Regions from separate parts of the Homo sapiens genome. Here region 1 is linked to region 2. A link is a contact called in ENCODE Hi-C data. All regions are on one chromosome and are shown on one strand. The core of a region is the stretch at or near the end of the contact, and the rest is flanking DNA. Distances in the headings are between cores, read along the strand shown.

Region 1 (6,232 bases), core at 1,737-4,236, 360 kb after region 2:
TAACATTCATCAACATGTTAATATGTAAAAAGAAGACCACTTGTAAAGTTTACTAAAAGATGTTCTCTCATATATATGAGATATACGATATGATGAAAAGACAATTCTTAAATGTTCAATGAATAGATCTGTGTCAATGCAATTGCAAGTAAAATCATGTAGCTGACAAAATAGATTTTAGAGTTCATAAAGGCTCAAATTATGTGTTTCCCACCACTTGAGTCAAGAACTTTCAGGCTGGACACAGTGGCTCAAACCCATAATCCCAGCACTTTGGGAGGCTGAGGCGGGAGGATCGCTTGAGCCCAGCAGTTTGAGACCAGCCTGGGCAACATAGTGAGATCATGTCTCTACAAAAATAAAAATAAAAAACTTAGCCAGGCATCATGGAACATGCCGGTAGTCCCAACTAGTTGGTAGGCTGAGATGGGAGGATCACTTGAGCCCAGGAGTTCCAGGCTGCAGTGAGCCCTGATGATCGTGCCACTGCACTCCAGCCTAGGCAACAGAGGAAGGTCCTGTCTCAAAAAAAAATAAAATAACTTTCAGGAATGTTTATTTTCAGGTACAGCTCAAACTTTAAAGTCTTTCAAATTCCTCTTGGTCTTATTACTCCAGAAAATTTCTAGCATCATCCAACAAAATTATAGGTTATCAAATTAACTTATAGAAATGTTTGAACAGCACTCCATTTATGAATAACTCAGAGAGTATCTCACGAAAATTTAAGTTACAGGGGGCAGTGATACTTTCCCATGAAAATATTACAGATTATTTTAAATCACTGACACTGTTTCAAAATCAGTATTATGATAAGATTAAGAAACACTTAAAAAAAACTTTTCACCACATGACAATTACTTTCTTTTTTTTTTTTTTTTTTTTTTTTTTTTTTTGAGATGGAGTCTCGCTCTGTCGCCCAGGCTGGAGTGCAGTGGCGGGATCTGGGCTCACTGCAAGCTCCGCCTCCCGGGTTCACGCCATTCTCCTGCCTCAGCCTCCCAAGTAGCTGGGACTACAGGCGCCCGCCACTACGCCCGGCTAATTTTTTGTATTTTTTTTTAGTAGAGACGGGGTTTCACCGTTTTAGCCGGGATGGTCTCGATCTCTTGACCTCGTGATCCTCCCGCCTCGGCCTCCCAAAGTGCTGGGATTACAGGCGTGAGCCACCGCGCCCGGCCGACAATTACTTTCTAAACAATAACTATCCCCACCAAAATGCAACTTGGTATTGTGAACCCCAATCAATTGACAATTTCAGTTTACAATCTGTAGTACTTAAGATTTAAAACAATTCTTCTCTTAGAGTGCCCTGTCTCCTAAAACCAAGGAAATGAACAGGGTCTGATGATGCCCACCTACAGCCAGCGTTTAGGTCAGTATTTTTTCAAAGTCGGAAACTTCATACCTTAGGGGAGAGCAAGTCACATCTCAGAATCTTCATGTAAAGTAATTTTTGTCTTTGTGACAAAAGTCAAGTTCTTGAGCACTAATTCTTGAGAGCACTGTAATGGTATTATTGAAGTCACTGGTCTCACATAATATGACTAAAATTGTACATATTTCTTGCTAGAGGTTAAACACACTTCACTTTAATACATTTGCATCTGCAACTTCTCCTCTTTGAAAGAACTGGGGGAAAACAGGGAGAATGTACCTAAATTTAGTAAGGAAAGTGAAACAACCAAGTTTATCCTACACAACTTCTTCATCCCGGATATGAAGATGCAAGATCTACTTGGGGGACAGGAAAATTGGAAAACAACGGTATGGCTGAATAAAATAACAAACCTGGGTTCAAAATGAGACACGATCCTGGTGCTAATCGTATCTATCCCACTGGAGGTCAAATCAGCTGCACTGGTGCCTGTTTCCTCATCCACCTCTCACCACCTAAACGTGCCATTTACGAGAAAGCTATCGAAGTTGAATCAAAGTGACTTTTGGAAAGAGATGCCAATATAATTTGCAGTGTGCTCCAAACAACTACACACAAGGCAACGTTTCTCATTGAGCACCCCCGCCCCCACTTTCAACTTCCCCTTAAGATAGGGACAGTCACATAGACATTTTTTGAAAATCAAAGAGAAAAATAAAAGCACCCCATCACGATCACCGACGAAATCCCGACTCTGTGGTGGAATTGGGTGCCGGGTGAGGACGATGGCAACACGCTCCTGGTCGCTTCGCGAACTCCTCCGGGAGGTCGCCAAGTTTCTCTTTCACCCTTTTTCCCGCACCCGCCGAGCCCAGGAAGGAAGGGGGCGGCCGCAGGGGCCGGAACCGCGCGACCTGGAACCCGGGGCCTTTTTTGATTGCCGGCCGCGCCCCGCGCAAGTGCCGGCGTTCGAGACCCGCCCCAGCGCGCGTGGGCGCCAACTTCGCGGGGACCCCCAGCGACGCGCCCCCCTCGGTACCCCTAGTCCCGCCTCTCCTGGGCTCAGCCGGATCCGGGCGTCCCCGTCACCCTCCCCACCCCCCAGGGAAACGAGCCCACCCCTAGCAGCGTCACCCTGGATGGGGCGGCGGGGCCGCAGTCACCTTCCCGGGGAAGAAGCCGGGACCCCGACTGCGGGCGGCCCGCAGCTCCCGCCGCACCCCCGCAGCCCTGGCGGCGTCCGGGCGAGCTCACCTGGCGGCTGGCTGCGGCCTCCGGGGCGGCCTCTGGGCGTGGGCCGGGCGGGGGCTGCAAGGGGGGCGGCGGGAGCCCGGGCTGCAGCCGGGGCCGCCGCCGGCCGCCAAGCCTCGCCCCAACTCGCGCCGGCCGCGGCCGCCCCCGGGGAGTACCGGGAGCGCGGGGAGCGCGGGTCCCGCGGCGGCGGCGGCGGCGGCGGCGGCGCGGCGCGGCGCGGCTCAGGCGTCGGAGCAGGCGGCCGCGGGCGCCGCCGCCTCCTCCTCCATGGCTGTTTACCCGGCTGCATTGTGGGAGTTTGACCTCCGCCGCCGCCAACCGCCGCCTCAGCTTGCGCCGCCGCCGCCGCCGCCGCCGCCGCGCACGCCATGGGAGCCGTGACTGACGGTGAGGCCCCGCTCGCCGCCACACGCGCCCGCTGCACGGCCCGCTGGGCCTCCCCTGAGACCCCTGGCCTCCCGGCCCGCTTCCGGGAACCCCTCGGCCTCCCCGGCCTCTTCGCCAGAGCGCTTCGGCCTTCCCGACCTCTCCCCGGAGCCCCGGGCCTCCCCGGCTGCTTCCCTGAGTCCTTCCTCCTCTCGCCAGAGCCCGAGCGCCCCTCGGAGACCCTCGGCTTTCCCCGTCCGCTCTCCCGGAGGCAGCGCGGGGCTATAGGGTGTGCCGGGAGCGTGGTCGGTGGGCTGGGAACACACGTGGGTGGCCGAGACGGCTAGAAGCGGTGCAAGGGCGGGTGGGACCAGAGGGAGTCCGGGTTTGTCTAGGGGCGCGGTGAGGACCCAGGAGCCGCGAAGGGTGGACAGTGGTGCCGGGCTTAGGGCTGGGGGCCTGGAAGGTTTGTGGAGGTCTGGGAGGGAGTGGGAGCTCCAGGGACGGGGCGGGAATTTCGGGACTCGTCTACAAGGGGTGTCAGGATACAGAGCGTGACACCAGGAGGGGTCCTGGGGCATATTGGGAAGCACTCACAGACAGTGGAGTCGATGGCAATGAGGCCTTGAACTGCGAGTGGATTGTGGGTGAGAAGGAGGAGCAGGGAATTATTTATAAAAGGAATAGATAGGGATGAGGTATCCGGAGGGTGATCAGGAAGTGTACCTGGGAGATTTACGGGGGTAAGGAGGAGCCAGTATAGTGATGAGACCGTCTAGGGTAGATCAGGACGATAAAAGATGTATGTGTGTGTGTTAGGAAGGGTGGTTGTCAGCTGGGATGAATTTAGAGGGGCAAAGGCTGGGTTTGTGGACAGTCTAAGGGAGATGGTCTATGGACTGAGAGCGGAAATAAGGTGACACTTTGGGGGAAGGGGCATGATTGGCAACTGGAGGGAGAACCTACAAGGTATCTGGTTAGGGAGGAAGGAGGTCCTTTGATATCTGGGAAGGGGATATCTAGGGCTCTTGGGTGTTTTTCAGGAGATGGTGACCGGTAACTGTAAATGCCTGTGGAGAGGCCACTTCTTAAGAGTTGAAGACCACCAGGGTCTCCACATTAAAGGGCCTGGCCATGGGAAGAACAGTGATAGGCCCAAATTTCCAGACTGATAAAGAGTAGTGGAGGTGGGAGGCTACTAAAGACCCAGGAACTTCATGTGGAATTTCAGCTTTGCTTCATTCCAGTTTCATTTATTTAGTGGATATTTATCCTTCCTGGACTAGGCTTTGGGATTACAACCCAGAACTAACAAGCAAGAACTTTTCCCTCTCCAAAATTTTGGTCTGAAGGGAAAGAAACATTGACTAATGAGTTTTAAGAGTGACAAATATTACCACAAGGAAGTACAAGGTTGGGAACTGTAGGAACATGTAACAAAGATTATTTATCCAATCAATGGAAATGAGAAAGCCTCCTCGAAGTTAATCCCATTTTTGAAGAATAAATAGATATTGGACTGGTGTTCTGGGTTGGTAGCCACTTGTATAAAGACCCCAAGATGTTGGAAGAACTCAAAGCTGACAAGTATTGCTAGAATTTAGAAAGTTATGAGCCAGAGATCTCTAAGGGCAATAGGAATCCATTAAAAGTTTTAACACTGGTGTGGTGTTAATCAGATTGGCATTAAAACACACACACATGCCGGGCACAGTGGCTCACGCCTGTAATCCCAACACTTTGGGAGGCCAAGGCAGGCGGACCTCTTGAGCTCAGAAGTTCAAGACCAGCCTGGAAAACATAGTGAGACCCCATGTCTACAAATACAAAAAAATTGGTCTGGCACAGTGGCACACACCTGTAGTCCCAGGACTTGGGAGTCTGAGGAGAAAGGATCACTTGAGCCTGGGAGGTTGAGGCTGCAGTGAGCCAAGATCGCGCCAGTGCACTCCAGTCTGGGTGACAGAGTGAGACCGTGTCTCATTAAAAAAAAAAAAAACACACACACACATACACACTGTCTCTGTTATGTGCAGAATGATTAGAGGAAGAGAAAATGAGGAGCTAAGTTTCCTCGCCACTTACTAACGTTTACGTAGTGCTGTTAGGTATTATTCTAATTGTTATCCCCATTTTACAGATGAAACAGACACAGGTTAGCTTGCCTAAGGTCGCACAGATAGTAGTTATAGAGGGTCAAAGGCAGGGAGACCACCTGCCGAGTTCCTGCTCTTCACTATTATGCGTCCTGTGTCTGCTACTTCTGCAGTGGCCCTGGTGAGAGACAATGAGGACTGTGACCAAGAGGGAATGCAAAGAGGACAGGTGGGAGGGAAATAGGGAAATTTGTGAGGTAGAATGTCAGGACTTCAGGTATTGAATGGATGGTGGGAGAAGGGATTTAGGATGATCCCAGGTTTTTGACTTCACTGTGTGCCTGTTAGTGCTACTTTTCTATTTATTGAGATTGAGATGTCCAAAGGAGCAACAGGCTTTGTCAGATGGGAGATAGGGACAGAAGATGAGTTCTAAAGTAATGACTGCAGTCAAGTGCCCCCCCACATCCTTAAAAGCCACAGGAATCTCTACCCTGCCACTTACAGACTGTCTCAGCTTCAGTCTCTGAACGGAGATAATAATAAAATCCACATCAGCGGATTGTTTTGAGGATTAAACACAAAAAGTTGTAAAGGGCTTTGCATTGAGTCCAACACATAATAATTAATATTCAGTAAATATTAATGTCAGAGTTGTTTTACTAATCTGTCTTCCACTTTCCTTTGATGTGGACTTTGCCTTCTCTCTTAATCTGCACAGGTTGCCTTTTCCTGCCTTTTCTATCAGGTGACACTCCACTTATTCCTCAAGACCCACCTCAAAAATCCCCTCTTTTCTTTCCTAGAAGTAGTTGACCTTCTGCCTACTAGCCATATTATTTTATGCATATTGCTGCTGTCACCCTTAATACGTTATTTATATGCCTTATGCTAGAAAACATTTAAGGCAGTTCACTGTAATGAGAAAATATAAAAATTAAACGGATTAGAAAACAAGACAAAAAGAACATTGAGATTAGGAAAAATAAAGGGAAGTCAGAAGTGGGGTGATCCTCAAAATGCAGGAGGATAAAGTCTAGTACATTAATTAACCAAGCTGTAAGTGACCTGTTTCTCCAGTAGGCCATTCTGAGAGGCAGGACCTCGTCTGCTCTGTGATCTAGTGTTCATGAGAGAA
Region 2 (6,731 bases), core at 1,605-4,104:
TGCATGCCTCCTGCCATAACACACACCCCATTCTACTCTAATTGCCTACTTAATTGTCTTCTCTCTGATTGCCAAGCTCTTTTAAGGCAGGATCCATGTGTATCTTGGTCACCATGTTGTCCCCAGACCCTAGCACAGTGACTGGCAAATAGTAGGAGCTTATTTAATGAGTGAATGGATATATGAATGAATGGGTGAAGCATGTATTCATCTCAAAAATATAGTTGTCTTGTCCTGGTGTATAGTTTCAGAAGAGGGAGCCCGCCTCTTGGTCATTTTTACTCCTTTATTTCCTAGATTCATAGCAGTTCAAAGCATTTGTATTGTATCATATGGAAAATGGCATATCAGTGGCTCACCCACATTAGATAGAACTTTGAGATATGCTCTAGGAATAAAGATGATTTTGCAGTCTTCCCTTTACCGCTTTCTCCCCACCTTTTGAATTTTAACTGGTTACTTAACTAATTTGCGCTGAAGTTAATGGTGGAAGCATGATTGTTTCTATTAATATTACCAATAGCTAACACTTATTGAGTGTTTGCTATGTAACAGGCTCAGTGTTAAATGATTCACATTAATGCTCATTGGATTCTCCCAATGGCCCCATGCAGGTAGGCACTATCATTATGCCCTAGGTTACATATAAGGACCTCAGGCCTCAAGTCATAGACCTAGCAAGTGTCACAGCCAGAGTCTGACCCCAGGCAATCCATTTTAGACTCCATGTTATGATGTTAATTCTTATGAAGTTGGTAGTGATGTGTCACATCTGTTCCAGGTGAAGAGTAATCTCTTGCTATGTTTCAGCTGTCTTCTTTATTTCATTGTTGATCACCTGTGAATTGCCTCTTATATGACCATGCTGATCATGAGTAGATGAGAGAGTAGTGTACCCATTTTTAAGAAACTGAGGCATGGAAAGTTGAAGTGACTTGTTCGTGGCCACACTGGGTTAGAATGTCACTGCTTCCACTTGGCTACTGGGGGCCCCAAACTGTTAGACTTGCTAATTGACTTTTTGAAGGATATTGAGGTCTGGGGAGACCATCTGCCTCCCTACACGCTCTGAGTTCTGTGTGATGGAAACTGAAGGCTGAGTGTTATTCATTTGCTTGTATTTTATTTCTCTTACTGAGAAGTTATTCCAGGTCTCATGATTTTCACCATGAAAGGTCTTCTGGGAACTAGAGAGAAGCATTCTGAAAGAAGTTATTAAGCATTATTAATACAATTACATACAACAAAAGACATAATTTAACTTCCCCACATCCAACAAAGAAATTCATTTGAAGCTTCAGGAACTGCAGCTGGAAGGGCAGAGCTCATCAGAGTGGGTTCCCCAGGCGGGGGAGTGTGGGCAAGGAGCCGTGCTAGCTGCTTTGTCCTTTGGGACACTTCTGTGCATGATGGAATATTCCTCCCTCCCAGCCTCCCCAACCTTTCCCTCACCCTTTACTTTCACTCACAGTGCTTCCTTATCACAGGCACAGAGTCCAGAATATTGCCTGGCTCTTGCCTCTCTCCTGGCCCGGGATACTGCACAGGCAGCATTGAAGGAATATATGATTTTAAACAATTAAAGATGACCATGGAAATACTCAGATGCTAGGAACAGTGATCAGCCTAGTAGATAGTATGCCTCGGTGAATTTTTCTAACTTCATTCAAAATATCAGAAATAGCTATTGAGTATGTGATATTGTGTTAATCTTCACCATAGTTCTATTCAATATTTTACTTTCTTTAATTGCAGTAGCCCATAAGGCCCTTGAAAGCAGAGACTGTGTTTATACCTAGCCTTTAGAGCTGTGCATGGCATAGAGTACGTGCTTAGTAAATATTTATTGAATGAGTGAATGGTACAGATGAGGTTATTGAAGATCCCACAAGTTAAGTTACTTGCCTAAGATCACACTGCTAGCAGGAAGGAAAGGCAGGATTTGAACACAGGGCTCTCCAAATGTATAGATTCCTTTCTTCCAGATTGCTTGGTTAGGCCGCCTAGTGGTGTATAAAAATGGAGCTCGGAGACCCCAAAGGTATTCAACAAAAGCTCTATCTGAGGTCTAGGAAATGTGGATTCTGACCCATCCTTGCTGAAATCCTGGTGTGACTTTAGAAAAGTCCTTTCTCCAGTTGTCTCCATTTTCTAATCTGTAAAATGAGGAGATGGAAGCAATGCTCTCTGAGGGTCTCAGGGTCTTCAGATGCCCTGGGAAGGTTTATGCTTTGTCTTCTTCTGCATGCAGTTGGAATTGGGGTAAGGGGTTAAAGGGCAGCTGACTGACTCACCACCCAAGCACGTGAGGAAAGGAGTCACTTGTGCTTTATTTCGAGGTGCACAAAAACTCAAAGGTGACATAGTCTCAGGCCAAAAAACAAGCAACACCCGAAAATGAAAGTTGAAGAGAGAAGAGAAAGAAAAAAAAAAAGGAGAGGCATTTTTGAAGGCTTGACACAGCATTTAATTAAAAAAAGAGTGCTCTGATTCCACTCCTAGGTTGGTGCAGCATATAATCTGAAACAGGCGCTCAGGTTGATAATTGTGCCCAGATCTGAACCTTGGCACCTAAGAGCACAGCTTTTAAGAAGAAAAAAAATAGGCATGTGTCTTTAAAGCCTCTCTTCTTATATGTGATTTTTTTCATGCTCATTTGGAGGTTACGTAGCTGGGCCTTTGCATCCAGCAAAGGCTTCCTTCCCCTCTCCCTGGCTTGGGGATTATTGATTTGGAAGGCAAGGCTAATTTACATGTAAATAAATCTCAGCACTGGGCAGCAGGATGGGACGTCCAGATGCCGTGACTGACTTGCTGACATCACAGCTTCATTAGCATGCGGAGGATGCAAGCACTGCAACAGCGACTTCTCAGGCACCACCAGCAGCGCCACCGAGAGTTATTATTATTTTTTGACCAAGCAGCACATTTCCTGGTTCAGTGGCTTGAGCTCTGTGAGCAGCTGACTAGTCACCCCGGGTCTGGCTCAGGATCAGCTGGTGACGCTGGGCTGGAGTCTATGACTTCTTCCTTCAGATTGTCATGAAGAAGGGGAGTTAAGAGGAAACTGGGGGTCCTCCGGAAGGCGATCTGAGCACTCAGGCTGATCTAGAGGAAGAGTAGAAGTCATACTTTTTTTCTCTTGCTTGGTGAATTCCCCAGCAGAGTCTGGATCCAGCAGTGCTGTTTTCCCTGAGGGAATGTGGAGCAGCTCGGCTTGAGTCTGTTGCCAGCTTCAGGAAGGGTTCAGACTGAAAAGGGGGTTTGAGGAGAAGATGCTTTGGCTGCCTGAGGTCCTGCTTGCGTTCTTAGAAGTCAGATCCAGGGAGAAAGTGAACTGGGACAATTGACAAGCTCCAAGGGTCTGGCAGAAGCTTCCTCCGAGACTGGGCATTTCATCCTCCCTGGAGGTGGGTAAGAAATTTGCTCTAATTCACAAATTAAACAGCAGTATATTTTCTAAGGAGGATGAGAAAGCCAGATCTAGGGCCTTTGCACTGGGGGAGGATATTGGGTCTTCGTTTTCTTGGCCAGGTAGCATTTTTGGTGGCCCTGCGACCCCTTTTGCCTTTTCTATGCTGATTAGAAAGCTCGATTACAAAGTGTTATGTCACAGCTCTAGGGAGTCCTGAAGAAACGCTTAAATCTTGATGCTTAAGAAGAAGCAGCGTTTCTCTAAAAGTGTAGCTTTCTTTAAAAAACCATAATAATATGGGGAAAGGGGCTAACAGACCAAATACCTGATAGCGTTCATGTACAGTAGTCATTTCAACACATGATGTCAGAAACCATTAGGGGATCTGAGGAACAAGGACTCAGCTGAGACTTCCAGGTAAAGAAATGGCTTTCAAATTATTTAGGTTTAATTTTAGACACTGCTTTCAGATTAGAAATGGTGACAGAGCTTCAGAATATGACTGCATAGCCTGGCTGAACACATGATTCGGTTTGCCCTCTATGCTGGGTTTCTTGAGGGAGTGATCATAGTTAGTTCTCCTCACTCTTGGCTTCTCGAAAACCAATCATAGCATTACTAATTTGCCATGGGGGTCTTGCAATGAAATACAGATTTTTAATCCCATGGTTTTTTGTTATGTGGTCTTGGACTATGCTGGGGTCCAGTGGGACTTTTATGAATCATAAATAATCCAGGCTGGGCCAAATCACACTGAGGTTAGCGATCCATACCAGATGTGATGCCATCCGCTGGTCCAAATGTGGCTCTTGTCTAACTTAGGCACATAGATTATTTCCCCAGTGAGAGAGTTCTGCTTCCCATATCAATGCATGTATGAGCACAGTCAGGGGAGGGCTCCAGTGTGCCATGAATATGTAGACATAGACTGCCGTGTACTGAATCTGCAGCTGGTAAGGCTGTGATTTGCTTTGCCTGCACATCTCTTCCCAAAGAGTGTTTTAAACCATCTCAGTGAGACTTAAACTAAATGAAGCAGCCTTGCCTCTTTGCTAGAGGCCAAATTGGCTGCTGTAATCCTGCTCCTCAGAAGGCTTACTGCCTGCTGATGGCTTTCACAGATGGGTCAGGATGAGGGTCCCCAAGGGCTCCAGAGTAAGTCACAACTTTGACATAATTACCATATTTTGGAAATTTGGATTTTAATGCCTTGAGTGCTTATAAAGGTTTTGCCTTTCCATCAAATGCTCCTTCCCCTTGGGAATTCTGTTTTTCATGTGAAAATTAAAACATACTGGCTCCATCGGGCATCTCAGTCTATAAAGATTCACGGGGCAGCCAGAAAGAGTAAAATAGCATTGTTTGAAATGGTGTGTTTATAAAGATTTACCCATGAAATGTGAGGGAATAAAATAGAAATAGAGGAAGAAAGATGCATTTATGGAAGCTTAAAGAATGAGAAGGGAACTTAGAGGTTAGATAGTATGAGATGATATTTATCCAGGGCTCAGACTCTGGAGCTGGAAAGAGCTGAAGATACTTAAAGCTACCCATTCCTGCCAGTAAAGTGGAGAGAGCAATGGAATCTATAGTTAGGGTGATAGGTGTAAGGATTTAATGAGATGACCTATGCAGAGCACAGTGGCAGCCACATAGTAAATATTCAGTAAATATTAGCTGCTATTGTTGTTGTTGTTGTTGTCATTGTTACCATTTTGTCATTATCATTATAAGTGTTGTTGCTAAAAAACAGTATTGAAAAGGCAACATGTTCACATCCATTTGCCTGCAGAAAGGTTTTGCTAGCAGAAAAGATGCCATCTCTGGTACTGTTATATCCAAATGATTCCCACTCAAAGAAACTTTCCACCCTATTGATTGAGTTGACAGAATAAAGTATATTATCCAGAACTACTGTATTTCACAGAACTGAAAGTGACCAGCTGGTATAATGAAAATCATTTAGAACTAACTGGGGCTTAGGCAGCCTTAAAGAAGGCATCCTGTTTTGGCAGCTGACAAGTCACATGTAGAAAGCTGCGGGGTCCCAGTTGGAATCAATGCATTTCTAGATTTCTCTTCTGCTTCACCTATGCATGTGAGAGACAGTCCTTTTCTTTCTTAATTCTTTTCAGTGCAGATATTGAGCATTTTCTTCTCTATCCAGGGAGGCCATTGAATATGTGCTTAACCTGCTGGTTGGCTCCTCAGAAGTTCCAAGGCTGAATTTTTGCCACCATCTGGGTGCCTTCAGCTTATGGGTTGGCTGCTAAGGGAAAGGAATAGCCCTCCCCTGCCTGCCTGCCTACCATGGCCCAGTCTGTCTGCTTTTGTTTTGTGTCACTGCTATGGCACAATTTTGCCAGGCTCGTGGTCTGCCTCCTTCATGCCGGTGGGCCTACTTCTGTCACACAAGTGGACTGCTGTTTCTCCCTTTCCTCCCAAGATCTTTCTTTTTAATTTTGGGGAATTAGAACTCTGACACAGGGATCTGAAAGACAAAAGTGAATTACAAGAGTGAGAGGAGTCTGCCATAAAATTCTTTCCCAAGAAACTCGGAACTGGGAGTTGGTCGTTCCTGGTTGCTACTGATCTTTAGTAGAGTTGTGTTTTGCACGGAGAATAATATTTATACCTTAACCACAGCCCACCTCCCTTACTTCCTGATGGGAGGTATGATCTCAGGAGAGTTGCCTGACCTCTCTGAACTTTGGCTTCCTCATATGAATATTGGAAATAAAGTCCCCTGAATGCATGGGATTGCTGTGAAGATAGCGGCTATAATGCCCTTGCCCAATTCCTGGTACTGACTGGATGTTGAGCATATTTCCCAGTTAATCCCGATCTGTGAACAACAGGGGGCAGTAATTTTAATATTTATTTAACGGAGAAACTGAAGGCCAATAGAATTAAATTAGAAATCAATAACAACAAGGTATTTGGGAAATCCAAGTAAAATGACATAGCAGATGACAAACCGTGGTACCCGTCTAGTGCTTCTTTTAATAAACATCAGTTCCAAACACTCTGAATTTGAGAAGGGCTCAATGACCCAACTGCACTGCCTGCCTCGAATTAGCAGAAACCTCTTTATTTAGTAGCCCCCAGGCTGTGGTCATTTCTTCTGTGCTGTCTGTAAGCACACAAGAGTCAAAAGGCTCTGTCCCTCAGATAGGAATTCTGGGTGGCAATTGGATAAAGACTTTCTTTTGTGCTTAAAGATCCACTGAAACCTTTCTCTGTTCATTCCCTCCATGACTGTGGTGCTTATAAACAGGGAACTGCTGGTGACCATGAGCTATTTGCAAACTAAGAA

Evidence for each region. A loop is a pair of places that touch in the nucleus more often than their neighbours do. Pooled maps may share reads with other maps.
Region 1: a loop to region 2 is called in a pooled map, with 7 times the contacts of the local background. The contact joins the promoter of THOC7 here to the promoter of PRICKLE2 in region 2. A Hi-C loop is called at or near these places in 2 of 37 single-sample maps with no recorded cell type and 2 of 50 pooled maps.

The regions. Positions count from the first base shown.
Region 1 is chr3:63,860,559-63,866,790 of GRCh38, reverse strand. THOC7 (THO complex subunit 7) reads left to right here and starts at 2,986. Exons shown (of 8, transcript NM_025075.4): 1 at 2,986-3,019. The coding sequence starts at 3,001. ATXN7 (ataxin 7) reads right to left here and starts at 2,924. Exons shown (of 13, transcript NM_001377405.1): 1 at 2,633-2,924. THOC7-AS1 (THOC7 antisense RNA 1) reads right to left here and starts at 6,146. Exons shown (of 2, transcript NR_104326.1): 1 at 5,795-6,146; 2 at 4,972-5,292. RefSeq lists silencers at 2,248-2,467, 2,478-2,717, 3,048-3,267.
Region 2 is chr3:64,221,589-64,228,319 of GRCh38, reverse strand. It overlaps PRICKLE2 (prickle planar cell polarity protein 2), which reads left to right and starts at 2,854. Exons shown (of 8, transcript NM_198859.4): 1 at 2,854-3,410. RefSeq lists a silencer at 2,673-2,967.